4 separate regions of the Mus musculus genome follow, and regions 2, 3 and 4 are each linked to region 1. A link is a loop called in an ENCODE intact Hi-C map of the cell type or tissue named here. Cell type or tissue: heart. All regions are shown on one strand. Each heading gives the region's core, and the rest is flanking DNA. Links, peaks and the distances in the headings are about the cores only. Region 1 holds the start of Pdxp (pyridoxal (pyridoxine, vitamin B6) phosphatase). Region 2 has its middle 3.7 kb from the start of Eif3l. Region 3 holds the start of H1f0 (H1.0 linker histone). Region 4 overlaps Gcat (glycine C-acetyltransferase (2-amino-3-ketobutyrate-coenzyme A ligase)).

Evidence for each region. Peaks named below come from ENCODE experiments on the same cell type or tissue, not always from the same donor. Only the 100,000 strongest peaks of a DNase experiment are listed, where the experiment ranks them.
Region 2: a loop joins it to region 1, with 3 times the contacts of the local background. A loop is called at or near these places in 10 of 42 quality-filtered maps.
Region 3: it touches region 1 in a loop (2.3-fold over the local background); 5 of 42 quality-filtered maps call a loop at or near these places.
Region 4: it touches region 1 in a loop (1.9-fold over the local background); 4 of 42 quality-filtered maps call a loop at or near these places.

The regions. Positions count from the first base shown.
Region 1 is chr15:78,911,812-78,919,190 of GRCm38, forward strand. It overlaps Pdxp (pyridoxal (pyridoxine, vitamin B6) phosphatase), which reads left to right and starts at 2,108. Exons shown (of 2, transcript NM_020271.3): 1 at 2,108-2,720; 2 at 6,319-7,379. The coding sequence starts at 2,159. The coding sequence ends at 6,635. Gm30368 (a long non-coding RNA gene) reads right to left here. Exons shown (of 6, transcript XR_003951546.1): 5 at 3,480-7,379; 6 at 393-483. It overlaps Sh3bp1 (SH3-domain binding protein 1), which reads left to right. Exons shown (of 18, transcript NM_001316684.1): 18 at 1-241. In heart, for the core only: a CTCF peak has its summit at 4,030; DNase peaks (open chromatin) are centred at 2,030, 2,700, 3,478, 4,070 and 1 weaker place; H3K4me3 peaks cover 3,158 bases; H3K27ac peaks cover 1,468 bases.
Region 2 is chr15:79,067,805-79,075,183 of GRCm38, forward strand. No RefSeq gene overlaps it. Among named protein-coding and RNA genes, the nearest start is that of Eif3l, 3.7 kb to the right of the region's middle. In heart, for the core only: a CTCF peak has its summit at 4,046 (motif pointing left); a DNase peak (open chromatin) is centred at 4,074; H3K27ac peaks cover 15 bases.
Region 3 is chr15:79,026,450-79,033,828 of GRCm38, forward strand. H1f0 (H1.0 linker histone) reads left to right here and starts at 1,763. Exons shown (of 1, transcript NM_008197.3): 1 at 1,763-4,055. The coding sequence starts at 2,273. The coding sequence ends at 2,857. Gcat (glycine C-acetyltransferase (2-amino-3-ketobutyrate-coenzyme A ligase)) reads left to right here and starts at 4,425. Exons shown (of 9, transcript NM_013847.4): 1 at 4,425-4,671. The coding sequence starts at 4,485. In heart, for the core only: no CTCF peak of the experiment used is centred there; DNase peaks (open chromatin) are centred at 1,652, 1,992 and 4,362; H3K4me3 peaks cover 3,619 bases; H3K27ac peaks cover 3,667 bases.
Region 4 is chr15:79,035,234-79,042,612 of GRCm38, forward strand. It overlaps Gcat (glycine C-acetyltransferase (2-amino-3-ketobutyrate-coenzyme A ligase)), which reads left to right. Exons shown (of 9, transcript NM_013847.4): 4 at 24-170; 5 at 544-698; 6 at 787-869; 7 at 1,034-1,205; 8 at 1,520-1,641; 9 at 1,910-3,123. The coding sequence ends at 2,061. It overlaps Galr3 (galanin receptor 3), which reads left to right and starts at 6,652. Exons shown (of 2, transcript NM_015738.2): 1 at 6,652-7,057. The coding sequence starts at 6,699. In heart, for the core only: CTCF peaks have their summits at 2,733 (motif pointing right) and 3,836; DNase peaks (open chromatin) are centred at 2,758, 3,298 and 3,838; H3K4me3 peaks cover 825 bases; H3K27me3 peaks cover 2,735 bases.

The DNA of each region.
Region 1 (7,379 bases), core at 1,223-6,222:
GGTGCCTGCTGGGCCGGCCCCTATGGCCAGGAGGGCTCAGGCCAGCCCTCTCATTTCTAACCTTTTCCTCTTCCACTTTGAGCTTGGGGTTCCCACCTGACTCCCCACTCTCCGGCAGGGTCTCAAGGGAGCTACCAGAAGGAAGAACAGACTTGCCTGTTCCTAGAGGACTTTTATTTTTTTTCTCTTGCCAATGTATTTTTGTAAGGCTCGTAAATAAATTATTTTGAACAAAACAGGAGTAACTGGCCAAACGAAAACTTCCTCTCCTGGGGATACAGAATCTGCCCCCCATAAGGAGGAAAGGGGACCAGTGGGGTATCTGTTGCCTTCCTGATTTGAAGAGCCCTGTGCTTGGCGGTTTCTCGGAGCTGCTTGTCTTGAGTATGGTTCCCACATGCTAGTTTCTCACCCAGATAAGAGTGCCACCTGCAGGTGAAGTTTCCGAAGCCATGAGAAGGGACTGGCCAGCGATGCCTGGGCCTGAGATGAAGTGTTTGAGATTAGCGTTCGCCTAGGTCTTCCTCCCACCCAGGGCCCCGTTTGCACAGCCTCTCAGGATCATGGGTTTCTCTTCTGAGACAGTCTAGCAGTTCCACCCAGTCTGTGTTCTGAAGACCAACACGCCCGTGTGTGTGCGCACACACACATAAACACACAGTTTTCTCGAGAGCAGGGATTGAGCTATCCATGGCCTTCCCTGAGTTGCTCTGTGTAGTCCCAGGCTAACGCTCCTTTCAGCTCTACACCTGAGGGTCTTTTGGGAGTGGGCTGGCAGAAGTGGGTCAGTGCATCTGGAAGCCCAATTTAGTAACCGAGTGGAGGCAGGGGCATGCTGTCTATGGTCTTCTAGGCTAAGAAACCCATTACAAAAGGCACAAAGAACAGAAAATAGTTGGGCCTCAAAGGCACGGTTTTTCTTCGGTCTCTTCCCTTCAGTTGCTCTGGGTTAGACAGCTACAGTTCTGCTTAGAACCAAAATATTGTGACAGTACAGATCCCTGTTCATCCCTGGTCCCCATACTTTGAATTACTGGTTATTCAAAGGCTTGACAGATTAAAAGGTTTCCGTCTACAAAATGGAGACCTAGGCAGTTGGGATCACCCCATCAATAAAATGGGTTACCAATTGGGCCTGGCCATCAAAATAGTGCCTAGTGCCCCCACACACATAAAACATGAAATCAGATCTCTGGGTTCCTGTCTTACAGCCATGTGTTTGATTATCTATTTATTTATTTATTGGGTTTTTTTTTTGTTTTGTTTTTTTGTTTTTTGAGACAGGGTTCTCTGAATACCCTTGGTCCTAGTACTTGCTCTGTAGACTAGGCTGGCTTGGAAATCAGAGCTCTTCCTACCTCTGATTCTGAGTGCTGGGATTAAATGTATGTGTTCGCATCGCCCGGCTAGAACGTTTTAACATTCATCTGTGTGGATGTGTGTGTGGAGGTCAGAAAACAACTGGAAGGAGTATGTTCTCTCCACCGTGAGGTTTCTGAAGAAGGAACTCGGGTCCTCAGCCTTGACAGCAAACTGCCATCATCTGCTGAACCATTCCACTGACCTGTACCTGTGTTTTAAAAATCATTTATCTAAAGCCATCGAACTATAAAGTATACATCTTACTAAACGGAAATTATACAACAACAACAACAAAAAAAAAAAACAAGTTCCCCAGGAGACTCCACAGCACAGTCAGATGACCAGAAGGATCACTGACCAGGTCTAAGAGCCCAGGCCAGCTTGCGAAGTCACGGGTGATGGAGCCCTGGCTCCATCACATCCACATGTTTCTAATGAGCCTCAATGGTTCCGAGGGCAACAAGATGTGGCCCGAAGACAACATCTCTCTCAGCCTCTGTTTTTCTCCTAGCAACCATCTGGCCTACGTTTTTAATTGGCTGGGAAGCGCACGGCGATTCGCTGCAGACCAGGCTGTCTCTTCATTGGTCGCCTCCTTCTAGTGGCGCCCGCGGTCCCGCCCCTTTCTCCGAGCTCCTTCGGGATCGGCCAGCACCTTCGACTAAATTCTAGTCGCTATTGGCTGAAGCCTGTGTTCGTAGCCCCGCCTCCTCCCCGTTCTGCGCGCCAATTGGTGAAGCTGCCCCTTGTCCACGGAGGGAGCGCAGCGCGCGCGTGCGAGCGGCCAGCCGGCTGCATGGCGCGCTGCGAGCGGCTGCGCGGCGCGGCCCTGCGCGACGTGCTGGGCCAGGCGCAGGGAGTCCTGTTCGACTGCGACGGAGTGCTGTGGAACGGCGAACGCATCGTGCCGGGCGCCCCTGAGCTGCTGCAGCGGCTGGCGCGGGCCGGCAAGAACACGCTGTTCGTGAGCAACAACAGCCGGCGCGCGCGGCCCGAGCTGGCGCTGCGCTTCGCCCGCCTGGGCTTCGCGGGGCTGCGCGCCGAGCAGCTCTTCAGCTCCGCGCTGTGTGCCGCGCGCCTCCTGCGCCAGCGGCTGTCCGGGCCGCCCGACGCATCGGGCGCAGTGTTCGTGCTGGGAGGCGAGGGGCTGCGCGCTGAGCTGCGCGCCGCGGGGCTGCGCCTGGCGGGGGACCCCGGCGAGGACCCGCGCGTGCGCGCCGTGCTCGTAGGCTACGACGAGCAGTTTTCCTTCTCCAGGTTGACCGAGGCGTGCGCGCACCTGCGCGACCCCGACTGCCTGCTCGTGGCCACCGATCGCGACCCTTGGCACCCGCTCAGCGACGGAAGCCGGACCCCCGGTGAGCACGGGACTGGGCGCGGGGATGTGTGCTGGGACCTGACGCGCTTTTCGGAATTCCTGCAGCTGCCGCCTGTCGGATAGTGGCCGAGGACCAGTTTGACACACGAGCCACCTTAGGCTCACTGTAGCTCAGGGAATTGCAGGTGGGATACAGATTTGGAACCGGCCTCTTGGGCTTTTGTCATTGGCCCCACCCACTTTGCAGGAGGGTTTGTCGAAGCGGTCTGGAAGGATGATGCCGGTGGAGAGCTGGATCCGCGCATCCAGAATCAGGGTAGTGGGGAAACTAGGGGGTAGTGGAGCTTGACCTTAGGCCAGTGGGGAGACTGGAAGGTAGTGGAGCTTGACCTCAGTTCCAGTTCTGGCCCTGTTTGGTTAACCCTGTGAGTTACATAACCTCGGAACCTGGTTTCCAGTGGGGTTCTTTACCATGTCGGTTATCCCCAGGCTTTTGAACCCAGCCCTCTAGTTTATTAATAGCTTCCTGAAGCTCCTTAATGGTGCCTTCATTTCCTTTCCAGATTAGTTCAAAAATAAGAGTTTTGGCCCATTTCACAGTTAAAGAAATTGGTACTTAAGGGAGGTGAGCTGCCAGGGAACACACAGCATAGAGCAGGGGAACCTGACTTGGCCTTTGGGGACCCCCCATCCATCCATCCACCCATCCAAGAGCAGTCCAGGCTGTTCAGGCCTGTACCTAAACAGAAGCGCTGACCTCTGGCATGAGCCCCAAGAGATGGAGGGATCAGAGACTTACCAGATAGTGATGAATGGCTATAGACAGGTTTGGTTCCTCCAGATGAGACATGGACATATCTCTGCCACTCTCTTCTGCTAGCCTTTGGCTCACATAGTCCTTGATACCAAATTCAGGGGTTCTGCAGGGTGGTATTGCAGGAAGTGAGGGAGTCACGGGTTCGAGATGGGGCAGTGAAATGGATGCCTGTGGAGAGGATCTGGGAAGCCTTCCCGGAGGAGGCATACCGTCAGGCTGGTGTAGCCGAAAAAGGAAGTTACTGTCTGGGCCTTTCCTGGCTCTGCCTGAGACCTACCCTCACCTCATACATGAACCTTCTCCCCACAAATCTAGAGGTCACAGCTGTAGCAGCCTTTTTTCCCCCATCTTGTTACTATCGAGTCCGATTTCCCAAAAAGCTTGGGTTGAAGCTCTGGGGCAAGGGCTTCTCCAGGGTCCCTTGAAGGGTGGTCTGAGGAGCTTGGGAGAGACAGGACCTAGCCCCTGACCTCTGCAGGAACCCTCCTGGCTTCTCCTGTCTGCTTACCCATCTATTCAACCTGCCAGTTCCTCCTACTGCCTAGAGGGGGAGACAGAGCTTTACACAACAGGCTTGCAGCCGCGTTTGCGAGTGATGAGTGATGTAGCTTCCTCGCATTGATTAACAAATGCCTGGTAGCTGTGCGCAGTAGCCCAGGAGCAGGGGGGGGGGGGTAGATAAACAGTCATTAAAGGACTCGATTATGTATTGGATCTGAAATAACGTGGAGACACACACACACACACACATGCCCACCTCCCGGTCATCACAGGCCTGTGAAACTGTGCTTGTTTGTCACAGGGCGGCCACTTGAGCTGGCAGGTAGACGGGGCCACCCTGCAGGAATATGCCATGACACACAGCAGCCTTGAGTTAGGTGTTACATTCATGGGCTCCCCTACTGGGATCATGTTGACTGTTAGGCACGTAGCTGGACTGGCAGGAGGCATGGGGCCAAGAGGAACCAGCTCTGCCCACCCAGGGAGCTGGGAAATGAACAGACTGAAGAGCTGGGGGGGACAATCCTTTTGTTTACTTTTGTGTTTTTGAGGCAGGGTCTCAGCCTCCCCCCACCCCCTGCTGGGATTAAAGGTTCACTGCCACCTCCCAGGATGAGGCTCGGATTCTCTGCCTGTGTCCTGGTGGATGGAGCAACTCCTCCCTGCCGGCCCTGCCTGCTCTGCTGCTGTAGCCCAGTGATGTACCTATGAGAGTGGAAAGAGGAGGCACAGAGTGTTTGGGTCAGGCTGGGTTATAGTAAGAAATGTCCATGGAGAGGGAAGGCCTTGTCTTGTATCCCCAGATGGTGTTTGGTGGCTGGAGTGCTGCCAGCAGCCTGGGAAACATTGGTATGGAATTGCCACAGCCACCTCAAGAACGCAGCAAACTTAGTGGGCGTGGCGAGTTTTCGGAGCATGGTACTTGTGAATAATTCATTAGTGGTGGTGGTGGTGGTCATTTCGAGACAGGATCTCACTGTGTAGCCCGGGGAGGCCTCTCACTGAGCCTCCTTGGTGTGGGTCTTTATGCCGCTCTCAATGTTAGTTCCTTCTCTGTGATAAAGCACCATGACCAGGGCAGCTTACAGAAAGAAGGGTTTACTGGGAGCTTATGGTTCCAGAGGGAGAGGACTCAGTGGCGGGGAACAGAAGTGGTGGCCTCGGTGGCTGGGACAGCAAGTTGGAAGCTCGAATTGTGAACGACCAGCAGGAAGCTGAGAGCAAACCCTGGGGATGGTGGGAAGCTTTGAAACTTCAAAGCTTGTCTCTACTAGTGCACTTCCTCTGGCAGAGCGAAGTCTCTTACACTGTCCAAACCACCACCACCAACTGAGGACCATATATTCAAGTGATCAAGACTATGTGGATAAACACATTCAAACCAACACGCCAAGGAAGCTCAGCTCTCGGAAGATTTTTTTTTTTGTTTTGTTTTAGGTTTTTTTGAGACAGGGTTTCTCTGTGCAGCCCTGGCTGTCCTGGAACTCACTTTGTAGACCAGGCTGGCCTCGAACTCAGAAATCTACCTGCCTCTGCTTCCCAAGTGCTGGGATTAAAGGCGTGCGCCACCACTGCCCGGCTCTGGGCAGATTTCTTAATGTCACAGGGCCTCAGCTTTCTCATCTGTGAAATGGGCTTCTTAGTACACTTGCGTAAATGGTGCCGCTTCTCTTCGTTTAGTTGTGGGTGTTGGTGTAAAGGCAGAATGCACTGGCACGCGGTCACGCCAGTGGGCAGGAATAGGAGACGCATTGTGCCAGGAGATCGGTGCTGGCTGGGAGACAGCACCTTAACAGGCCTCTTGTTGTTAGACTCCCTGGCTTCTTCCCCAGCTCTCCTTACGTCCTGCGCTTACTGTGGCCGCCGACATCTTTGAGGGTGTAGCTTTTTGTCTGTCTGGAGTTTTCTCTGGGGGATCATTTTCCCCTGCAAGGCTGACTAGGTCAGAGGTGTGGACATTTCTGTGCCCTGCTGCATTCCAGGCAGCGGGCTGTGCCAGTTTTCCCATGCCACAAGCATGGCTTCTTGGAGCACTGACCACCACTGCTAAGTGCCCTTCCCAGCGAGTCTCACAGTGTCCCTTCCAGGACGATCCCGTCTTACCACAGTAGAGAGAGAAAGTCAGAGAGGCTGGAGGGCTTATGTACACACAGGAGGTGAGGGCCATTGCCAGCTTCATGTCAGATTGAGAAACTAAGGCAGAGAGTGTGCCCAGAGCACCAGTGATTCTGAATTCAGTTGTCTGGGACAGGCAGTGCCCAGCCTTTAGGTCTGGCCCAGCTGCCGCCCTCTTGCTGACCTAGTATTCCCCTCTCCACAGGTACTGGAAGCCTGGCTGCCGCGGTGGAGACAGCCTCGGGACGCCAGGCCCTGGTGGTGGGCAAGCCCAGCCCTTACATGTTCCAGTGCATCACAGAAGACTTCAGCGTGGACCCCGCCCGCACGCTGATGGTGGGGGACCGCCTGGAGACCGACATACTCTTTGGCCACCGCTGCGGCATGACCACCGTGCTCACGCTCACGGGCGTCTCCAGCCTCGAAGAAGCCCAGGCCTACCTGACGGCTGGCCAGCGTGACCTTGTGCCTCACTACTATGTGGAGAGCATTGCGGACTTGATGGAGGGGCTGGAGGACTGAGCCCACCTCCCCTGTTGTTCCCTGATCCCACAGATGGAGGCGACGGGCCATGAGTCACATTCGGGACCATGAGCTTTCTGGAGTGGGTGTCTGTACCCCAGTGAAGGGAGGCTGGGATCCAGGAAGGTTTGTGGGCTTTCACACCCCCCTCCTAGCCGTGGCTGGACACTCTGCTCTTCAGAAGCTGTCCCCCCACATCTTGAAGGTTCACCCTGGCCTGACCCCACCAGGTGGCCTTATTTCCTGCCCTGTCACCTCCCTTCCTTGGGCCCCGAAGCCAAATGAAGATTTTTTTTTTTCCAACCTTTTAAGTTCCTCCCACTCTCTGGGATCTCTAGTGCTCTGTCCCTAGAGATTGTTGGCCAATCAGAGATCTAGGGAACTCCAGCCCGTTCCTGGCCTGACCAGGCCTCTGGGAAGAGCTGCTGGCACTGCCGGCCTATGTCTCAGAGTGGGCCTTTAGTGGAGCAAGTAGGAGCTTAAAGAATGCCTTGCATATCCTGGAACCCCAGAGCACCAGTCAGAGGCTATGCGTCCATCAGGACAATTAACGATCCCACTGGCCTCTTAGATGCCAATTAGAACAATTTCCAAGTCCAAGAGACTTGTGAACTTTTGACAATCCTAGCCTGACTGGATCCTGGGACCAGATGCTGGTAGCACAGGGTGATGAATGCCGGTATGTATAGCACTCGGGAGGTTGAAGCAAGAGGATTGCTGAGTCTGGTGACCGGGATGGCAGAG
Region 2 (7,379 bases), core at 1,129-6,128, 160 kb after region 1:
GATAATGAAGAACAAAGTTGCCTCCCTCAACACCCCTAATCAGCAGGAAGTAGTCTAGTTAGTAATATTGACTCACCTTTTCCACTCTAGTCTGTCTCTCCTATCTACTGCTGGGGGTTGGAAGGGATAAAGTTGAAGTAGAAAAAGGTAACCCATAAAGTAGCTAAAACTTTGCCTACGGGAAGCTTCAAATCCATCCATCTGAAAAACCATGACAGGCTGGGGCATGACTAATAACCCAAAGCAGAGAATTTCCTACCTCAAACCCCAGGCAACAGATCAAGAGAAGAAGGCAGCCCCTTAGCTACGAGATCCTCTATTGCAGGAGCTCAGGGCTGCTCGCTTCTTTTGCCTTTGAAGTCCTACTTTTCCATTTGCGAAGGAGCCCTGCAAAATCAAACGCCCTGTGATGAAAGATTGCATGGTCCGTAAGGGCTTTCATCTGCTCACCAATGTAGCCTTTCTAAGCTGAGTATGTGCCGTCAATCAATGCACCTAGTCTCCACTCAAATGCAATTGTACAAAAATGGGCTTAAATGGAAGCCAGAGAGTGGAAGAAGCTATGACAGTATAGATGGGAGCTGGGACAAGAATGATGGAAACAAGGTGGCTAGATTCTAGCTTATAGGACTGTTTTTGGGAGTAGAGCCCGCAAGATTTTCAGATGCATTGAATATGGCAGATGAGAGGAGGGAGAGAAGGGAAGGATGGTGACAGAGGTTTTGAGATGAGTGACTGTGGAGGGCACAGTGTCCTTGTGCTCACAGATAAGCACTGGTGAAACCAGGAGTGTTGAGCACACAGCCTTCTCTCTTCAGGGGCTGTGCATACCTGTTTTCCACCCAGAAGGCTGGGGAGAGATAAGGTTAATAACCTAGTGAACTTTGCTCTCTGGAAGGCCAGGCCTCACTGGACTCCCCCAGACTCTCCTGCCCTAGACTTTTAGCTTTGTTTCTTTATCAATAGAACCCATCCGTAGGGGAGATTTTACACGCACCCTATAGCCTGGTGACCTCTATAAGACCTTGGTCAGAGACCACACCACATCCTAGGCTTCTAAACTGTGGAACTCATGCTCATGGTAGAGGTCACGTGTACTTTGCAAAAGAGTTCTGGTCTAATCATGCTAAGCTTTATTAACAGGAAGATTCTTTTCCAAAATTATATTGTACTTAAATATGTCTATAATAGCCGGGCGTGGTGGCGCACGCCTTTAATCCCAGCACTTGGGAGGCAGAGGCAGGCGGATTTCTGAGTTCGAGGCCAGCCTGGTCTACAAAGTGAGTTCCAGGACAGCCAGGGCTACACAGAGAAACCCTGTCTCGGAAAAAGAAAAGGAAAAAAAAAAAAAAAAAAAAAGAAGAAAAAGAAAAAGAAAAAAAAAAAACCAAAAACCCAGAAGTTTGAACAAACACCAGCTCACTAAGTCGTGGTGAGCCAGGTTTCCTTTCCTGACTTTCTCCTTCCACTTCCCTGCTGGCAGTAGCATTTGCGCAGGGATCCCCACAAGCAATCAAAACACTAAAGTTCTCCTTAAATGAGAAGGGGAAACTGCAGTCAAAATGGGGTTGAATCTGAAAGTCACAGGTCAGTTTGGAATTGTTGTTGTTTAATCCTGCCTGTTCTGGAACTCACTCTGTAGACCAGGCTGGCCTGAACTCAGAGAGCCATCTCCTCTTCCTCTGGGTGTTCCTAGGATTGAAGGCATGAGTCATTTTGATGGATGTTAGGGATCAAACCCACCGCCTTACACCTGCTATGAAGCCCTTTGCCACTAAGCTACAGCTCAAACCCTGTGCATGCTAATTTTGAGGTGCCTTTTAGATACCCAATTACATAACCCATGACCCAGCCTCAATAGTGGGGTCTGGGATGGAGGCAGAAATGGAAAGTGTACAGCATATTTGTGGTCCCTAAGCCTCCTGGGCTAGGTAAGCTACTGGGGAGTTAGATAGGTGGACAGAGAGAGGGGAGTTAGCGATTAAGCCATGGAATCTGTGACTGGAGAGAAAAGAAGCAAGCCAGCACAAAGGGAAATGAGAACGAGTAGCCAGTGAGGAAGGACCTTTCAGGGCTTTTAGGATTCTCTTAGGTTATGTAAGCTCTTGGGTGCTAGAGAGATGGCTCATTGGTTCAACATTGGCTTACAGACACTTCCACAAGGCTTCTCCCAGGAACCTAGGGACAGTGACCTAGCAACAGCTGACATTGCCTGCTGCCAAGTGTTAGCCAGGTGTGACAACTTATAAGACGACTGTTCACTACCCCACTCTCTCTTCTCTCTCTCTCTCTCTCTCTCTCTCTCTCTCTCTCTCTCTCTTCTCTCTGTGTGTGTGTGTGTGTGTTTCCATGTCTACCCCTTTCCAGGTCCCTGCTCCCCTCCCTCCCTTCTCTCCATAATAAATAGGTCTGTCCCATGGTGTGATTCCTCAGGAGGATACCTTGGCATGGGCCCACCAAGGTATTCCCTCCGCTGCCGTGTTGTGCCACAATTCTACCATGTTATAAAACATAACATTACGGGTACTTGGTCCTCTTGCAGTGAGTGTTTGGTTTCGGGACCCTGGGACTGAGGTGCATATTTTATATGTCAAAGTAGATCTGGCTTCCAGGTTCTCCCAGCATCCCTCAGTCCCTACCTGGAATACTCTGCCCCCAACCCTGAACTGCCCTTACCCCTATATAATCCAGACTTTGGAGGCTCGGCCCTATATAATCCAGACATTTCAGTCTTCTCTCTCTTGCTCTCTCTTGCTCTCTCTGTGTTCCTCCTCCTCTCTCTCCCTCTCTCTCTTCTCCCTCCCTCCCTCTCCTTCCTTCCTTCTCTCTCCCCATGGTAACTTCACTGGGCTTGTCCTTGGGGCCAGTTAACTTGTCCAATAGTAGCTTCCCTATAAACCTGCATTTAATATAATCTAATCTGTCTTGAATTGGCTCATTTCCTATAACTTAAAACAGTGGGCATGAGTTAGTTCCTGGACCCTGGGTAACTCACCACTGCCTGAAAGCCCAGCTCACTGACTAGCATCCTCTTCCAGCTTCCATAAGCCTGCATATAATGTGGTGTGAATGAACATGCATGTAAACACACATGCCTATTCTTAATTAAAAATAAAAGAAATGTCCTTTTAAATTGTGTGTTCTAGTGTAAGGATCCATGATTTGCCAAAGAATGATACCCTGGACTCAAAGAGTGTTTTACTCTGCAGAAGCCCATCATGCTGGGGTCTCCTATTAGCAGAATAGAGAGACAACCAAGTGAGCTCTCAGGCCTGATTTAAACCTTAGAGGATTCTGGGGGTCGGCAACCTTTATCTTACTCCATCTTTAAGACCATTCCATTACCAGGGCATGGGGGCTGGAAACTGAGGTCTGGAAACTGTTGCTGAGGAGCTGAAGGAGTCTGGAAACTGCTGCTGACCCACTGTCCTTGCCTCCGGCCAGGTGGCAGGGCAGCTTCTGACTAGCTGCCCGAAGCCTGGGTTTTTTTTTTCTAGTAACTGACTTGCCTGGACTTGCCCAGTTCTTAGTCCTTGTCTCTTGGACTGCCAATTTGAAGTCTGTCATGAAGTCAGCCTAGCCTTCTTCTAGAAGAGCTAAGAAGGGCTTCTGTTTTTTTTTTTTTTTTTTTTTAAAGATTTATATATTTTTATTATATGTAAGTACACTGTAGTTGTCTTCATTCACTCCAGAAGAGGGAGTCAGATCTCATTACGGATGGTTGTGAGCCACCATGTGGTTGCTGGGATTTGAACTTCGGACCTTCAGAAGAGCAGTTGGGTGCTCTTACCCACTGTGCTATCTCACCAGCCCCAAGAAGGGCTTCTTAATAAGTAACTGAAGTATATGCCTGCTAGTTATAAGCAGGGGATCCAAGTTTGTGATACAGAAGTTTGCATGAAGAATAAAAAATAAGCCAGGGCTGAAGAGATGGCTCAGAGGTTAGGAGCACCGGCCAGCCACTCTTCCAAAGGTCCTGAGTTCAATTTTGAGCAACCACATGGTGGCTCATGACCATCTATAATGAGATCTGGTGCCCTCTTCTGGCCTGCAGGCATACATGCAGAGAGAACACTGGGGATTTGTGAAGCTCTGACCACTGAAAGCTGGGAGCCAGTGAAACCTCATCTCAAAGAACAAGACAGAACAAAACAAAACTTTAAAGCTGGGTGTGTTGGTCCATAAGTCCATACCTGTAATCCTAGCACTAGAGAAGCTGAGGCAGGGGGAGTATCACAAGTTTGAGCCAGACAAGGCTATACAGCCAAAAACCAGGCCAGCCAGGCCTGCAGAATAAGAACCTGTCCCAAATCAAATCAAAGCAACACAAAGTTCTCAAAACCCAGGGAGCAAATGTACATCTCGATGTTCTGAAACGCATGCTTTCCTTTCCTGGTTGATGACTGAATATGCTGTAGTTCCTGGATCTGGATCAACGTTGTGTCCTTTCTCTCTCCCCTTCCCCCCATAGCATCTCCCACATGCTAGGAAAGTGCTCCAGGCCTGGGCTGTTTTCCCAGATTTTTTTTTTTTTTTACTTTTGAAGACAAGGTTTCACTAGGTTTGACCAGACTAACCTTAAAGTGTTTATATCCCAGTCAGGCCTTGAACTTGCCACTTGAGTAGCTGGGATTACAGGCTTGAAACCTTAGGCCCAACTTTAACATTTGTTTCAACTGAAAATGGTCATATAATTGCTTCCTCTAGAATCTACTTTAGATCGAAAAATTTTTTTTTCAGTATTAAACTTCGATTCCATTACTGGTGGTTGTGAGCCACCATGTGGTTGCTGGGAATTGAACTCAGGACCACTGGAAGAGCAGTCAGTGTTCTTAACTACTGAGCCATCTCTCCAGCCCCCTTGGCTTACATTTTTTAAAACATTTTTTCTTCCAATTTCACATCTCTTTTTTTTTAAAATGTCATTAAACATTTTGAGAAACATTGTCAATATTTGAGAAACTGTATGAAATTCCTGGCATTTAGAAGCACGGTGAGAAATCAGGCTAAGTTTAATTTTCTAATAGCCCAATTTACCTTCAAATCTATTCACATTGTGAGCACTCACTGCTAAACGTGGCTACTGCCATGTCCTGTATGTGGAATGCCAGCAATAACTGAAATCCCTACTGAAAGTCCACTGCATGCAGACATTCCCAGGTGGCTTTCCTTCTGCAGCATTCCAGATGCTACTAGACACAGGGGAACTACAGCATAAAGGGAAGCCAAGTGGAAAACGCTTCCTTGAACACGTGTAGCAAACGTATTATTGTGCAAGTTTTATAAAACATGAAACTATCTGAGCACCTTACCTCATCCCCTCGGGGCACTCAGAAATGGTCCCGGGGCTCTAAAGTTAGTCATTAGTCTCAGGCTGGAGAGATAGCTCAGTGGCTAAGAGTACTGACTGCTCCTCCAGAGGTCCTGAGTTCAAAGGCCAGCAGCCACAGGATGGCTCACAACCATCTGTAATGGGATCTGATGCCCTCTTCTGGTGTGTCTGGAGACAACTACAGTGTACTCATATACATAAAAATAAATAAATAAATCTAAAAAAAAAAAAAAAAGAAAACCTCATTAGTCTCATGACCATAGTCACCTCAGGTCATACTCTAGAGGAGACAAGGAAATGTGGCAAAGTTAACCCTCCCTTGAAGAACCACATTTATGTTCTTATCCATATTTACTTACCCATGTACTTTCTTTTTTTTTTTTTTTTTTTTTTTTTAAAGATTTATTTATTTATTTATTTATTATATGTAAGTACACTGTAGCTGTCCTCAGACACTCCAGAAGAGGGAGTCAGATCTCGTTACGGATGGTTGTGAGCCACCATGTGGTTGCTGGGATTTGAACTCCTGACCTTCGGAAGAGCAGTCGGGTGCTCTTACCCACTGAGCCATCTCACCAGCCCACCCATGTACTTTCTATGACTAGTTTGAGACACTCATTGCTCTGTTCTCAGGTGCATCTTACATTGTTCTGAGTACATCTATCCCCTAATGCTAGTGCTTAACCTATGGCAAAACATCTTGGGGTGTGGGTGTGGGGTGAGGGGTATGGGTGTGGTAGTACACACCTCTGATCCCAACACTCAGGAGGCAGAGGCAGGTGGATCTCTGAGTTTGAGGTCATCCTGGTCTACATAATAGACCCTAGGACACCCAGAATTACATAATAGAAAGATCCTGTCTAAAACCAAATGAGCAGGGAGGTAGCTATGCAAGCCTTTAATCCCAGTAAGCAGGGGGCAGAGGCAGGTGGATCTCTTGAGTTCAAGGGCAGTCTGGTCTACAGACTGAGTTCCAGGACAGCCAGGGGTACAGCTGGCTGATTTTTGAAAAATCAGCTGTAACTCCAGAGGATTGATGCCCTGTGTGCATAATTCACTCATACAGAGGAATAAATAATCTTAAAAGTAAGGTCTTTATTAAACCCTAATTCTTTCTTGCTTAAATAAACCAAAGCAACCAGACAGGCAAACAAAAGGAACGACTTTAAGGAGTCTAGGGCTTAAGGAGCCAGGGGGGAGAATGGCAGTTCTAAATAGGACGCTTTGAGTAGAGGGCGTTGATTAGCAACACTCGTCCAGCAAACTCCTGTCTTCAACAGAGAGCCAGGCAGTGATACCGGGGTCATTTGTACTAAAGTCTGGTCAGAGGTAAGCATGAGTGCCGAAGCCCAGAGTTGTGTACCTGGCTGTAATAAGCAGAGATTGTTGTGACCCGGAGACAAGGATGCAGGTGCCCAAAAGGTAAGGCAAATCAGCTGTTCAGGGATTGGTTCTCGCCTTCCACCATGTGGGTCTCCCACATCGAACTCAGGTCGTTAGGCTTGGTGTCAAGGGCCTTCACCAGTTTGGTCATCCTGAGTGTTCTCAGGTTGATTTTTTTTTTTTTTTTTTTTTTTTTTTTGGTGGTGGTGGTGTGGGGGAGAAATTTCTCGCTGCAGGCAAAACCGTTTACACCTAAATCTAAGGTCAGGAACGCTACATCTTAGCAGGTCACTTGTCATCGTCTCTGTACCGTTTTCTTCTGATTTCTCTTTATTTTTGTTGTTGTTGTTTTGGAGACCCCGCTTTATAATCAGATTGGCCTGGAAATAACTAACTTTGGTTATCCTCGAATTTGTTGCAGTCTCCTGCCTCCGCCATCCTTGAGATGGCAGATGTGAGTCAACAGGGTCTAGGCATTCTTCCCCTTTATCGCTTGCCCGCCCCTACTTCTGCGTGCACACCATACTCCACAATAATGTCCTTTGAAAAGCCCGTTTTGCAGGGAGGAAGGAACTCTGATAGTTTAGGAACTCCGTCCTTCCAATCAGAGCTACTTCGCTTCCCCGGCGACCCCGGAAAGGCTTTCGGGCAGGTTGGGCTGGGC
Region 3 (7,379 bases), core at 1,518-6,517, 110 kb after region 1:
CATCCTGTGATCCGTTTCATTTGTATTCGCGGGGGAGGGCATTGTACAGTAGTATCTCAGAGGTGCATTTGGGTACCTTCTCCATAAAATCTTTGTGGAAACCAGGAGAATCTGTTTTCAAAATATCCCAAACAAACCTACTAGAATGTGTTTTCAAATTAGGAAACTTCAGGGTCACTGAAAGCACCAGAGTTAAAAACCTCGACCTTTGAACTAACCTGGCCTCAAACAGCAATCCCTTCACCCAGATAAGCTAGTAATGAAGGCACCTGGCCTTCCCCTCCAATCATTTGGATTAACCTATAGTGTGTGTGTGTGCCTGGTCTCAGGGACTCCCAAGCCCAGTAACCCTTTCCCCACATCTCCCCCAAATTCAAAGCTCCCTCATCTAAGCTGCTCCTTCTGGTGTGACAAACAGCCCCAGGCCTTAGCAGAGGTTAGTTCATCTTGATCAGCTACAATTCCCCACTCCCAGGTTAATGTTTAATTAAACACTTTCGTGCCTTTTTGCTAGGGAATAAAAACACCAGGGTCCGGGGATCCAGCTCAGGTAGGCAATACCACCAGAACCCTACGGAGCCGCTGCCAAGAGGTCCTAACATTGTGAGTAGGATGTCTGCAGCAGACAAGAGGTTCTGGGCTCTCTGGGGGTCTCTTCGGCAAATCTCGGAGCCTCTAAACTCTCTCGGAGCCTAGGACTCCCAACAGCCCCAGGTCGGACTACAGATGGTGGCGCCCCTTGCTCACTTGGTGGATTTTTGCCAAGCAGGGCGGGAAAGATGGATACATTTTAACAAAGACATGGCATCTTCCCAGCAAAATGGCGGTGGTCGGGACCACGGCTCCCTGGTGGACTGCAAACCTCCTACACCTAAGTCACGACCAGGGAAAGGAGAACTCTCTCCTCGGCTTCTCCCGCTGCGCCCCATTTTTCCAAGTCTCTAAAAGCACAAGGAGCCTCTGCGCATCCTAAGGGTCCCCAGGATGTCTGATCAGAGCCATTGGACAGCACCTATGATAGAGACTGCACACACATCAAGCCACACCCCACCTTGAAGAGGCCAGTGGGAGAGGGGACCTTCACCCCTAGGGTGGGCCTGGGGGGTGGTGGTCCTGCTTCTTACATCCCCAAAACTCCCTAGCTAACAAGGCAGGCATGTAAATGAACTCATACTCAGATACATGGGAGATGTGGGGGGTCTTTGAGGAGAGCAGGCCGCCCGGGAGGCTTGTCCGCATCTTCCAGGGGTCCCAGGAAGCTTTGGGGGGCTCGGGCTCAGAGAGCAATCAACTCGCCGAGGTCCGGGGGTGCATCGAGGGGAGAAGGCGACTCAAGAGGGGGAAGGGACAAAGTTTGAAAGTGCCCTTCCAACTCTTTCAGGGAAAGTTTCCTTGAGGGCCTCGCAGGCAGAGAGGGGGTAGGGGTGTCAGAGGAGCTGTGGTCGGGTGACCCCCGAGAGGTGACCGGACCCTGGGGAGGCGACCCCTCCCCCCTTGTCCCGACTCGGCCCGGCTGGGAGTCGCCCAGCTCAGGGCCGCGTGTGTTAGTTGGGGCCGCTTCTGAGCCGCTCCGCCAGGTTGGGGGACCCCGCAGGCATCCGGGAGTGGGGCTCCTGGTAGTCCCAGGGGGGAGCTTTCCGACGGGGGGTCTCAAGCCCCGGGGCTCCCCGGCTCCGCAGAGCCAGCCCCCCGCAAAGGGGAAATGTGCCGGCGCCCCAGCGCTCCTCGGCGCCGTTTGAGGCTCGTGGCGGGCGCGGGGGGCGGCGGCCGGGGCGCCAGGGTCCCCAGAAGGGAAGCCTAGGGAGCCGGGCAGAGACCTCGAGAGACGGCGGGCAGCGGGAAGGCCCGGGCCGCCGGGAAAGGTCGAGTTTGCTCGGCGGAAGAAACACAGATGGCGGCAGCGCGGCGCCATTCCGGGCCGGGAGCAGGCAGCCAGCAGCCCAGTCCTCACCGCGGTCCGCCCGCCGCCGCTAAATACCCGGATGCGCCGCCCGAGCGCCAGACGCAGAGCTGGGAAAAGGGAGGCTGTGGAGGCGGAGGCAGCGCCAGGCGCCGGGCGAGCGACCGAACGGTGGGGGCTGGGAGCGCAGAGCAGCTCGCGACCCGCGCCGGGAGGACAGGAGCCACGCGTAGCCCGCGTCCCCGGCAGCCGCACTTGCGTCTGGCCTGCTAGTGGAGCGGGAGAGCAGATCGCGAGTCAGGTTCTGCACAGCCTCCGGCGAGGGCTGGCCCATCGGAAGGCTCCTTGAACAGTGGGAGCAGGCCGGCCACCATGACCGAGAACTCCACCTCCGCCCCGGCGGCGAAGCCCAAACGGGCCAAGGCTTCCAAGAAGTCCACGGACCACCCCAAGTATTCAGACATGATCGTGGCTGCTATCCAGGCAGAGAAGAACCGTGCCGGCTCCTCGCGCCAGTCCATCCAAAAGTATATCAAGAGCCACTACAAGGTGGGTGAGAACGCCGACTCCCAGATCAAGTTGTCCATCAAGCGCCTAGTGACCACCGGTGTTCTCAAGCAAACCAAAGGGGTGGGCGCCTCGGGGTCCTTCAGGCTGGCCAAGGGCGATGAGCCCAAAAGGTCGGTGGCTTTCAAGAAGACCAAGAAGGAAGTCAAGAAAGTGGCCACTCCAAAGAAGGCAGCCAAGCCCAAGAAGGCTGCCTCCAAAGCCCCAAGCAAGAAACCCAAAGCCACCCCTGTCAAGAAGGCCAAGAAGAAGCCGGCTGCCACGCCCAAGAAAGCCAAAAAGCCCAAGGTTGTCAAAGTCAAACCAGTCAAGGCCTCCAAACCCAAGAAGGCCAAAACCGTGAAGCCCAAAGCCAAGTCGAGTGCCAAGAGGGCCAGCAAGAAGAAGTGAAGACTTTGCTTGGGGACACTCCTTCCTCCCTCCTGTTTTCTGTAAATACATTTCCTCACTTGATTCCATCTGCAACCCTTTGCCCATTCTATTCTGACTTTATTAAAGAGGACAGAGTTTGGATCCCTCATACAGACATTGTGGAATGACTCCTTTTTCCTTAACCTATTGTGCAAGGACAGCAAACAGACCTCATCTTTGTAATGATGGAGACGTACTTTTTTCTTGATTTGATATTAACCTTCTTACGGGGTTAGGGATGGGAGGGGGGAGGATGTGTGTTTCAGTCGGTGGTTTGTTTACTATGAAGGAACTGGCAAAGTTCTGGCTAGGTGAGGGGACCCAGGAACTAAGGTTTGTCTTCCAAGACTTTCTTAGACTGCTTGTCCCTCGTGAGCTTTTCAAAACCTTTGATGGGGAGCAGGTGACACCCCACCTAGCTGGCCAAGGAGGGAGGGAAAATTCCCTGGGGCTGCCCTACCAACGGTGGTAAGTTGGAGACCTGGTTGCTTTTTCTCTTCTGCCCTAGTGCCTCCCCATTGTCTAAAGGGGCAAAGGGGTCCAAGTGACAGCTGGTTAGAGAAGCCATAGCTTCTCACAACCAGGATCTAGCCATTGGGAAGGAGGGGTCTTTTTCAGTAGTCTCTGGTTAAATGCGAGTGGACTTAGGGGGAGGGGTGGGTAATCAGCCAAGTGCCTCAGTGTGCCTATGGAAACTTGGGTTTTTTCCACACGATTGATGGATTGCGTCCTAGCAGGACTTTGTACGTTTCCTTTCTTCCCTTTCCTGTGTAAGATGTGGCTTTGCTTGGTGCCGCTTCAGGTCTACCAGCTGCCACTTAAAACCCTCCAACCTCTTTTACTCTTTGAGTTTTTTTTCTAAGTAGCGGAGGAGGGGGAGAGGCAGGGAGTGGACTGTAAGACATACTCCAGTTGATTCGAATTTGCTAGGTAGCTTTAGAGAGGCAGGATTGTGTGCATGTGTGTATATGTATATATCCATATCTAAGACTAGGACTTAGTCTCACTTCGGGAGCTGGGAGAAAAAAATCTGTACAGTTGTCTTTCTCTTATTTTAATAAAATTAGAAACTCGCGCACCCTACCCCACCCCTTTTTAAACAAGTGTAACTAGTGCCCGGGAGAAATTACTGTGGTTGTAATTTTAAAACTTTAAAATAAAACTGGAAAGGAAAAAATCTGAGTGGTGCGTTTTTCTTTAACTGGAGGAGAGAGGAGCGATCTGACGGGCAATGTGGGGACGCCACGTTCGCGCCAGAGAATAGCAAAGCTTTGGAGTGACAGGGACGCTCCAACAGGAGGGTCAGCTGGGCACGTAGGTGGGTCTTCGGGAGAGGTAGGTGTGTAGGCAAGGTCTCGGGAGGAGAGGCGTTGAAGTCGCTTTCTCCGCCTACTCAGCTTCCCCATCGCGGACCTCCCGGGTGTCGACTTACAAATCAATCCTTTCTTGGCGGGCCGACGCTGTCAGGCTCCGCCCGCGGGTGGAGTCTCCCATCCTTTTAAAGTGAGCTCCTGTTGTTCTGATTTGCTGCCGGGGCCCTGCCCACGTCACGTGACGGGGAGCACTAGACTTCAGGCTGGCCAGCGCACTTTAGCCTGTGGGCGCGATGTGGGCCAGCTTCATGTGGCACGGGGCGCTGTCCCCTGGCCGCCGCGCACATTCAGCGCTGGCTCAGTTGCGCTGCATCCTGGACAGCGAACTGGAAGGGATCCGCGGAGCCGGCACCTGGAAGAGTGAGCGTGTGATCACGTCCCGCCAGGGACCGAGCATCCGCGTGGACGGCATCTCGGGAGGTAACTTCCCCTCCTGAGAGTCCTCGTACCTGGTCAGGAGGCCAAGAGCCCTTCCAAGGCTTGCATGTGAATGGAGGCCCTAGGGTGGGTGTGGGAGAGGCACGTGCACTCTTAGCTGCTGGTCTGTCTGGGGCACACTATGGCCTCCTTGTGTTAACTCCACCTGTTTAAACCTGTTTCAAAGGAGGGAGGTGATTTTAATCCGTCAGCACCTTTTGGGTGAGAGAGCTAGGCTGCACTGAGACCCCACCCTATGAGAAAAAGAGAGCGATATCCAGCTGCCTCAGCTCCCTACACCTAGTTTCCAGGAGGAGTGACTGGAACAAAACTTTCCTTGAGCAGATGTGTGTGAAGGGCTCCAGTTGCTGCACCTTTACTCATGATGGCATCTGTATGCAAGAGGGACCATTCCCCCCCCCCCCCTTGGTTTTTTGAGACAGGGTTTCTCTGTGTAGTCCTGGCTGTCCTGGAACCTGCTCTGTAGACCAGGCTAGCCTCAGCCTCCAAATTGATCTCAGCATCCAAATTGCTGAGATCAAAGACATACAGCACCAAGCCTGGTTTGAGAGACCAATTTTTAGGGAAAGGAAATATGCTGTTATCCCAGCATTCAGGTCTATACAGAGAAACCCTGTCTCAAAAAACATAAATAAATAAGAAAGGAAGAAGGTGAAATACAAGTAGATTTCCCCAGACCCTTCACTGGTCAGCTCCAGTGTCCCAGGATATTGGAGTGGAAGACCAGCTTCCTCCCAAGAGGCTAAAGTCTTTTTTTTTTTAAGATTTATTTATTATTATATGTAAATACACTGTAGCTGTCTTCAGACACTCCAGAAGAGGGAGTCAGATTTTGTTACAGATGGTTGTGAGCCACCATGTGGTTGCTGGGATTTGAACTCTGGACCTTCGGAAGAGCAGTCGGGTGCTCTTACCCACTGAGCCATCTCACCAGCCATGAGGCTAAAGTCTTAAGCAAGTAAGGGGACTAAGGCTGCAGAAGTTCTCATGCCTGTACCTGTCTTTCCCTAAAGAGAACCATAAAATGAACCTCTTGTCTTCTAACAATACCTTCAGCCGGACCAAACAGCTCTCCCGGAGTGATTTCAGAGAGATATATAATCAGTAGGTTGGGGATGTGGCTCAGTGGCAGAGCGCTTACCCAGCTCACATGAGGCTGTGGGTTCAATTCCCAGCACTCACACCACACACAAATGATGAGACATTGGGAGAATCAAGTTCGTAGGCTATGTGTTTACTTTTACTTTATGTGCATTGGTGTGTTTGTCTACATGTATGTCTTTGTGAGGGTGTCAGATATTGGAGTTAAAGACATTTGTGAGCTGTCGTGTACGTGCTGGGAATTAAACCCCGGTCCTCTGGAAGAGCACTCAGTGCTCTTAACCGATGAGCCATCTCTCCAGCCCCACCTTATTAGCTTTTTAAGCCATGGATAGCTGAGGTCTCTGGGACACCCCTCTGGAGATGCAGTGCTATGGCAGCAGATGTATGGTCATTGGAACTGGAGGACCCAGGCCCCTTTGACAATCAAGAAAAGGAAAACCGAGATGATCATAGTCCTGAGGCTGCAGAAATGTGAGGAAGGTCTGGGATCCCCTTAGATGGAATGTCATTCAAAGCCAGGGTTTAAACTTCTCATCCTTCAAGGTACAAAGCAGAGAGGGACAAACCTCTTATAATCCTCCTGTGTACATGTATAATCCATGTACTGTGGCAGTGGATTCAAAGCCTGGCCTCTCCCTAGAATGGGATCTTTTGTGCAGCTGTTGCCTCTCAAGGACAAATCCAAGTAGACTTCCTCTGGCCCTGTCCCAGGACCTAGCGTATGGTCTTTGCAGGTTCTTCCTATTCTTTTTTTTCTTCTTCTTCCTCCTCCTTCTCCCCCCCCCCCCCCCCCCCGTTTACTCTGTCCAGAGATCCACCTGCCTCTGTCTCCTGTGTGCTGGGATTAAAGGGGTGTGTCTTAGTCAGGGTTTCTATTCCTATTCCTGCACAAACATCATGACCAAGAAGCAAGTTGGGGAGGAAAGGGTTTATTCAGCTTACACTTCCATACTGCTGTTCATCACCAAGGAAGTCAGGACTGGAACTCAAGCAGGTCAGGAAGCAGGAGCTGATGCAGAGGCGATGGAGGGATATTCTTTACTGGCTTGCTTCCCCTGGCTTACTTAGCCTGCTCTCTTATAGAACCAAGACTACCAGCCCAGAGATGGTCCCACCCACAAGGGGCCTTTCCCCCTTGATCACTAATTGAGAAAATGCCTTACAGTTGGATCTCATGGAGGCATTTCCTCAACTGAAGCTCCTTTCTCTGTGATAACTCCAGCTGTGTCAAGTTGACACAAAACTAGCCAGGACAGGGTGCATCACCAAGTCTGGTTTTCCTTCCTTGCATTTCTTCTTCCTTTTCATCTCTTCTCTCTCTCTTTCTTTCTTTCTTCCTTTCTTTCTTTCTTTCTTTCTTTCTTTCTTTCTTTCTTTCTTTCTTTCTTTCTTTCTGTCTCTCTCTCTCTCCCTTCCTTCCTTCCTTCCTGTCTTTCTTTCTTCCTTCCTTTCTTTTTTGAGTCAGGGTTTTTCTGTGTAGCCCTGGCTGTCCTAGAACTTGCTCTGTAGACCAGGCTAGCCTCAAAATCAGAGGGATGCCTCTGCCTCTGCCTCTGCCTCTGCCTCTGCCTCCCAGTTACAGAGAT
Region 4 (7,379 bases), core at 764-5,763, 120 kb after region 1:
TATATAAGAACTCCTCCCCATAGGCTTTGCTGACCCCAGAGGATGCGGTTCTGTCAGATGAGCTGAACCATGCTTCCATCATTGACGGCATCCGACTGTGCAAGGCCCACAAGTACCGTTACCGCCACCTGGACATGGCTGACCTGGAAGCCAAGCTGAAGGAGGCTCAGGTGGGGTGAGGCCCTGGGGCTCCAGAGAAAGGCCTACATTTCCCTGCTCGAGGAAACGAAACTTGGAAGCATTACCCCTTTTCCAAAGAGCTGGAAGAGCAGAGGGAGCCATTTTGACTTCCTCATCCCTTATGCCCAAGACTTGTCTGTCGCTCCATTTCACCTGAGGTCAGGAAGCATCTTTTAAGCAGGTGTGTCTAGGACCTGTCCCCACTCCAGCTTGTCCACTTGAGGTCTGAGCCCTTTCTCAGGGACAGGCCTAAAGTGGCTAAGCCTAGCAGAGATGAGCAAGGCCCAGGACAGGGCCTCAAGGCTGCCAAAGAGCAGGTGCTCTGGTCCTACACCGTATCATCTGCCCTTCTCTGTCCCACAGAAGCACAGGCTGCGCCTGGTGGCCACAGATGGAGCTTTCTCCATGGATGGTGACATCGCTCCCCTACAGGACATCTGCCGCCTTGCCGCCCAATATGGTGCCCTGGTCTTTGTGGATGAATGCCATGCCACTGGCTTTCTTGGGCCCACAGGACGGTGGGAACATTTGAGGGCTGGGTGGGGGCTTCTGCAGGTGGGTGGGAAGTCCGGTGGCCAGTGACAACAGTGGTTACTTTCTTTGCAGGGGCACAGATGAGCTGCTAGGTGTCATGGACCAGGTCACCATCATCAACTCCACCCTGGGGAAGGCGCTGGGTGGAGCATCAGGTGCCTACAGAATCCTATCTATGGGCTCTCCTTCCCCACACGCAGGGCCTGCCTCATCGCTGTAGAGAAAGTAGGGACAGGAGTCAGAGAGGAGGACGGTATGAACTATAGGGGTTCAGGCGGTTCCTGGCCTCTCTTCAACTTTTTTTTCTTTCTGTTTTCAGGGGGATATACCACCGGGCCTGAGCCACTGGTGTCCCTGCTACGGCAGCGTTCTCGGCCCTACCTCTTCTCCAACAGCCTGCCCCCTGCTGTAGTCGGCTGTGCTTCTAAGGCCCTGGACCTGCTCATGGAGAGCAATGCCATCATCCAGTCTATGGCTGCCAAGACCCGGCGGTATGGTGCCCACAGGGTTGGATCAGAGAGAGGGAGAGATGGTAGCCACGCACCTTTCTGCCTCCTCCTGTCTGCTTCCTTTCCTTCCCACCCTCTCTGCCAGAGCATCCTCCTTCAGTCTCTAATGCCCTCTCTTGATACAGCTACTTCCCCACCTCCCTTTGTCCTTCCAGCCCCTGCTTGTGCCTCACCTGCTCTTTGGGCCTGTATGTCTATCTTTTTTTTCCTTCCTCTAACCAGTGGGCATAGACCCTGAGCCTCTTCCTCAGGCTCTATGGCCTTCAGCTCCCTGTGACACTCAGCTGTGTCCCCAGGTTCCGCAGTAAGATGGAAGCTGCTGGTTTTACTGTCTCAGGAGCCGATCACCCCATCTGCCCTGTGATGCTGGGAGATGCACGGTTGTCTTCTCAAATGGCAGATGACATGTTAAAGAAAGGTAAGAGGATTGGGGGCAGAGTTGTCCTCAGAGAAAAGAACACCTGTAAACTGTAGCTCCTCCCTACATCCACGCCCTGCTCCTTGCTGCCCACATCTCCTTAGATCAGCCATCATCCAGACTTAACAAACCACAGGCTATGAGGTGGTCTCATGCCTGTCAGCTTAGGCATCCCTTGTTCTTGCGGGTGGACCATGGGACAGCAGGCCCTTATATGTCATAGCCCCAAAGCCTGTCTGCCTCTGGTGTACCCCTGCTGTTTTCCCAGGTATCTTTGTCATCGGATTTAGCTACCCTGTGGTCCCTAAGGGCAAGGCCCGGATCCGGGTGCAGATCTCAGCTGTACACAGTGAGGAAGACATTGACCGCTGTGTGGAAGCCTTCGTGGAGGTGGGGCGGCTGCATGGAGCTCTGCCCTAAGCTCTTGGTAGGGACCTGCAGAGCCAAAGTTCCTCCACTGCCGCTGACATAGGGCTCCTCTGGTCAGCCCAGATCAGAGGCTGTGACTCAACCCAGACTTCTAGAGCCTGGTTGAAAATGGGCCTGTACTTGTCATCAGAGAGACAACAATGTGGAATTTGGCTATGACACTTCAGTCTGCTTTATTCTGGGTAGGCGTACCTCTGGCTACCTGAAGAACCAGGCAGGGGCTGGATCTCGCATGAGGTGCATCTTCCCCCAAACTAAGTCGGGATGCTGTGTCTGGGAGCCACCGTTTCGTACATAAAGCATTCTGTGCTGCTGTGCAGGGCAGTGGAGAACCAGCCCTGTGGACCCTTTCTGCAGCCTAAGCTGGGTGGGCACCTTGTCTCCTGTGCCCTAGCAGAAGGATAAAATGTAACTGCCAAATGAGAATTGTTCCTAGACCTGTGTTCCCTAGGAGAGGGCAGAGGTTCAGGCCCCAGAAAGAAGAAAGCAGATCACCCCTGAAGGACATCGAATCCTTGTTTTCCAGAGCTCTTTGTCCTTAACCCCGTGGCCTTAGGCCCCTGTGCAGGTCCCAGTTTCCCCCCACTTTAGAGAGCTGATGTTCCATAGGGACACCTTTCTGTCTCTGATTCAAAAGCCGATAGTCTGTCTGATGGTTCAGCCGCCAGGGGGCGCAGCGCGTTCACGCTGCCGCCGCTGGCTACTTGGGGGCCTTGGATCAGGCTGTTGGGCAGCCCTCAAGCCAGGCCAGAAGGGCTGGTTTGCTGCTACGAAGGCCCTGTCCTTCTACCCTGTCTTCCTACCGGCAACCATCACACCTGCTGCTCCATTACCATAGGTGTGGCCTCCTTCCCATTTTGCTGACCTTGCTTTACTGTGGGAAAGGAGGGGTGGAATCTCGCAGGCTCAGCCCCGCAGGCTTATGACTGCTGCTGTAGGCTCAGTGTGGGGGTGTGGCCTTGGGTAGCTCCCTAGCTATCTAGAAGTAGAACGTGGCAGGCAAGTAGGACTTACGGTTTCATTAAAAAAACAACAATGCAAAACCAAAAACAGAAAGTGAGGCACCTGCCTCTTCCTCCAGCTCACTTGCCTAGTATCTGAACAGCTTGGGACGGTCAGAGCAAGCTCCAACCTAACCTTGCAGATTCTTAAAGCTGGGGTTCCGAGAATCCTCCTTTGCAACCCGGTAGTGCTGAAAGGGTCGCAGCCTGGCAGGAGGCAGCTGTGGCTACGTCGTTCTGAAATACAAAGCGATGGTGGTGGTAGTTAGGGAGTCCCCGGTGGGCCCATGCCAAAGTGTCCCCCTGAGAAATCACAGCACGCAACAGACCTGATATAAGAAAGTTTATTGTGGAGGAAGGGAGCCTCAGAAACCTGGAAAAGGGATAGAGGCAGAGAAAGGGGGAACAGAATGAGAGAGGCCGGCTAGGAACACATGGAAACAGAGAAAAAGAAATTGGGGGATAAAGAGAAGGAGGGGCTGGGTGGGGAGCCATCCTCCTTATACCCTGCCACATCTGGCAGGCTATGGTGGCAGGTGATGATGCAAGCCTTCGCTAGGTCGCTGTTGGGAGGAGCCTAATGGAACTGTAAGCCAATAACATCAAGAGCAGAAACACCTGCAGGCTACCCCAGCAAGTCGGGCACCTGATGCCAGGTACCCCAGTTTGATGTATGTGTCCTGTGCAGGCTGATAGCTCATGCCCAGGGACCAAGAGCAGCCACTAGGTGGTGTGGGTGGCATACCCAGCCAGGTCCAGAATACCAGGCCTGGGGCCCACCCACACCTACGCTAGACTGCCACCCAGCGGCACAGTGGGAGAGCCACCTCCTGCAGCTCCCAGGCACTGCTGCAGGCATTGTCTGTCAGGAGGCGGTTCCTGTAGCAGTTGCACCATGACCTCCCAGGCCAGTTGGCCTCAGTGTTAACTCCATGCTGTCATGCAGCGTGGGGCTCAGCAAGCCCGCTGATCCAGGATCGGTTCTCTCACCTTGCAACTCGTCTGCCATCCAGAAGGGGTCCTAGAAGGTGCCCAGTAGGCACAGCATGTGATCCAGAGTGGGCATATACCAATAGTCTTTGGGCTTCTGTGGCAAGCCAAAAGGCATTGGAAGACCAGAAGACCAGCTTCGGATCAACCCTAAGGGAAGGGAGGAGGTGGTGGTAAGGACACCCCGAGGCTCCAGCCATGATGGTCTGTCCTCCCTGCCCCACAGCCAGGCTCTCTGATTGCCTCCCTTCCCTTCTCTCCTCCACTACTGTACCAGCTCAGCCCTGCTGCTTCTCAGAACCCTCTACACGGGTACTTTGAGCCCAACCCCAGCAGGGAAGGAGAGAGTTATAGAGGCCGGGCCAGTGGGGGTGTTCCAAGAGGTAATAGAATCCACCTACGTCTGGGACTCTAGGTATGGATATGTGGATTCACACTTCTGGAAGTCTACTGCGTTGCCGCCCTTGATTTTCAAAATCTCACATCAAGTCTAGAGACCTACAAGGGATCTAAAGAGCCCTCCTTTCTGATCACCGGCGCCAGAGGTTGTGAAAGTCAGCTTTGCGGCTTCTAGGTCTGATTCCTAATAGCTCCATCCAGTGAGCCTCTTGTGAGTGGGGTTGGTGACACTAGAGAGGCCCCGCAAGCACTGGTAACTGCATAGGGGGGCTTCCCACAGGAACTGGTCTTGAGTGTTGCCCAGATCTTCCAGTCCTAGCTCCATGGGGCACTCGTCTCTGATGTGCCCTCCACCTTCCGGTTCTGGAAGGATTCTTCTCCTCCCCAGCTCTCTGCCCTTGATACATACGGTTGTCCAATATCCAGTCTCTTGGTTGGCAAGTCTAGTGCCCCTCCCTCCCCAAGTGGCAGCTGCTCTACCCCTGGAAGCCCATAGGCCACTCCTCCCAGGGCTCATGCCTACCATTCAGCAACATCTGGTTTGTGCCTGGGCAAGAGGCCCTCAGGTGAATTAAGTGCAAATCCTCTCTCCTTTCTCATCTCAGCCATAACAAACTTCTTACAAGATGGAAAGGCACAGGTCATGTTCTCCCTCTGGAACCTTCCTAGCTTCCCTGTGGCTTTCAGGCTAAATCAAGACCTGGCTTCCAGTCGATGAAGCCCCTTAAACTAGCTTAGGGAATGAAATGGGTCTTGTGATTCCTACCTGAAGTCCACAACAAAGAGCTTTTGGTCCTGGTTTCCCAGCCTTGGAAACTCCATTTAAAAATAGAAATCCTTTCTGAGCTTAGATCAGAGTTCTACTTGGAGCCAAGGAAGCTAAGGCACTAGGGGGGAGGAGTCACAGGCCACAGGAGGTGGGAGGTGCCAGGAATGGGCTGAGCCCTGGGCAGGAAAGGGTTAACCACGGAAGCCAATCTCCTAGAGCGGAGATCAGTGGGTTACTGCCCGTGAAAGCGAGAATGAGGTGGCAACAACGCAGACAGGCAGAGAAGAGCGGCGCTGAAGAGCATGCCACCCCGGGGAAATCGGGGGTCTGAGGAGGAGGTGGCCAGTCCACTCCGGAGCAGTAGCGAGTGCCCAACATCCAACTCAGCGGACAGCTGAGGGCAGGGGAGAGGAGAGGAGGGGCCTTGAAAATGAAGAGAGAGAAATAGGAAGCAGAGGCGTACCTGCATGGAGGCAATCAAGGGCTGAAACAAGAAGCTCCAGCCTGGCCGTTCTACCAGGAAGCATGCAGGGGCCCAGTGCCTAGGGCTGAGGTGGGTGCCGCCTATCCTGGGCTTGGGGGCTTACTGCTTGTAGGTGCTGTGTAGGGGCAGATGTCCCCCTTCTTCTGTCCTCCCTGCCTCCTGAACCCCTGCTCCTAAGTCATCTCACTGCTGCACTGGGTCCCTGAGCACAAGGGGACCCACAGGTTGTAAACTGCGGCTCAGGGTAGGGTTGACACCAGGCAATGTGCGCACAGGCACGTGCATGGGGACACATGTGAACAGTCGGGTAGCACCTGTTGCAGTTTTTCCGATGCGCATTCCAGCCTAGGAGTCAGGATCCCAGCAGCCCCAGAGCTGTCACTCAGGTTGTGATATTAGCCACTTGTGTCACCTCTCTAGGCCTCAGTTTCCCTACGTGCAGAGCGGAGGCGGTGACTTCTGTGGTCTTCCTAGCTCTGCTGCTGTAGTGCTCTCATGAGGAAGGACTCTTCATTGACTCAGGGGTGTTACCGGTGCCGCCTGTTGCCACAAAAATGCCCCTAAATTCAAAGGTCTCCCCTGAGCGTCCAATGTGGTTGAAAAAGAAAATATAGCCAGTTTGTGTTGCCTCTCAGCGGCCTCGGCATCTTCTTATTCTGCCTGTGTCTTCATGTGCCTTATAAATCTAGAATAACCCAAACAGCCTTCCAGGTTCTGGGTTAAAGAGGTGTTCCCTAGGAAACCAAGGATCAGCGTGTGTGTGTGTGTGTGTGTGTGTGTGTGTGTGTGTGTGTGACACACACAACCAATGTGACTGTCTCACATGCTGACTTTGGCTTTGTTCTACCCTCTTCTGTCCTTCATGAACTTCTAGCCCAGATACCTGGTCAGATCCAGGCTGAAAGAACCAGATTCCTGGGTCAAGTGCCTTGAGACCTGGCCTCCTGTCTGAAGACCCGTTTTCTCTTCCTCGTTTGCTAGGAAAATGGCTGACATCCAGAACATTTCGCTGGACAGCCCAGGGAGCGTAGGGGCTGTGGCAGTGCCGGTGGTCTTTGCCCTCATCTTCCTGTTGGGCATGGTGGGTAATGGGCTGGTGTTGGCCGTGCTTCTGCAGCCTGGCCCAAGTGCCTGGCAGGAACCGGGCAGTACCACGGATCTCTTCATCCTCAACTTGGCGGTGGCCGACCTTTGCTTCATCCTGTGCTGCGTGCCCTTCCAGGCGGCCATCTACACACTGGATGCCTGGCTCTTTGGGGCTTTCGTGTGCAAGACGGTACATCTGCTCATCTACCTCACCATGTATGCCAGCAGCTTCACCCTGGCGGCCGTCTCAGTGGATAGGTGAGCTGTACCTGGGTCAGGCCAGAGAGGGACCTGGACAGATTCTTATTAGCTAGCGGAATATAACTAGGGACCAGACTTTGGTGGGAGGAAAGGAAGGCCTTAGTGGCACCTGCCCTTCCGGCCTCCAGTGTGGACTTCCAGAGGGCATTTCTAAGCCCCAAAGTGTCAGCGCAGGGGGCCAGGTATAAATTGGAATTGTGTAGTAACAAAAGAAACTCCCAATACACTCGTCAGATGCTAAGGTACCTATACCTGACTCACATTGCCTCACATTTATCCATGGCTTGAAATTCCCTAGACGATGAGTCTCTTCTCTTTG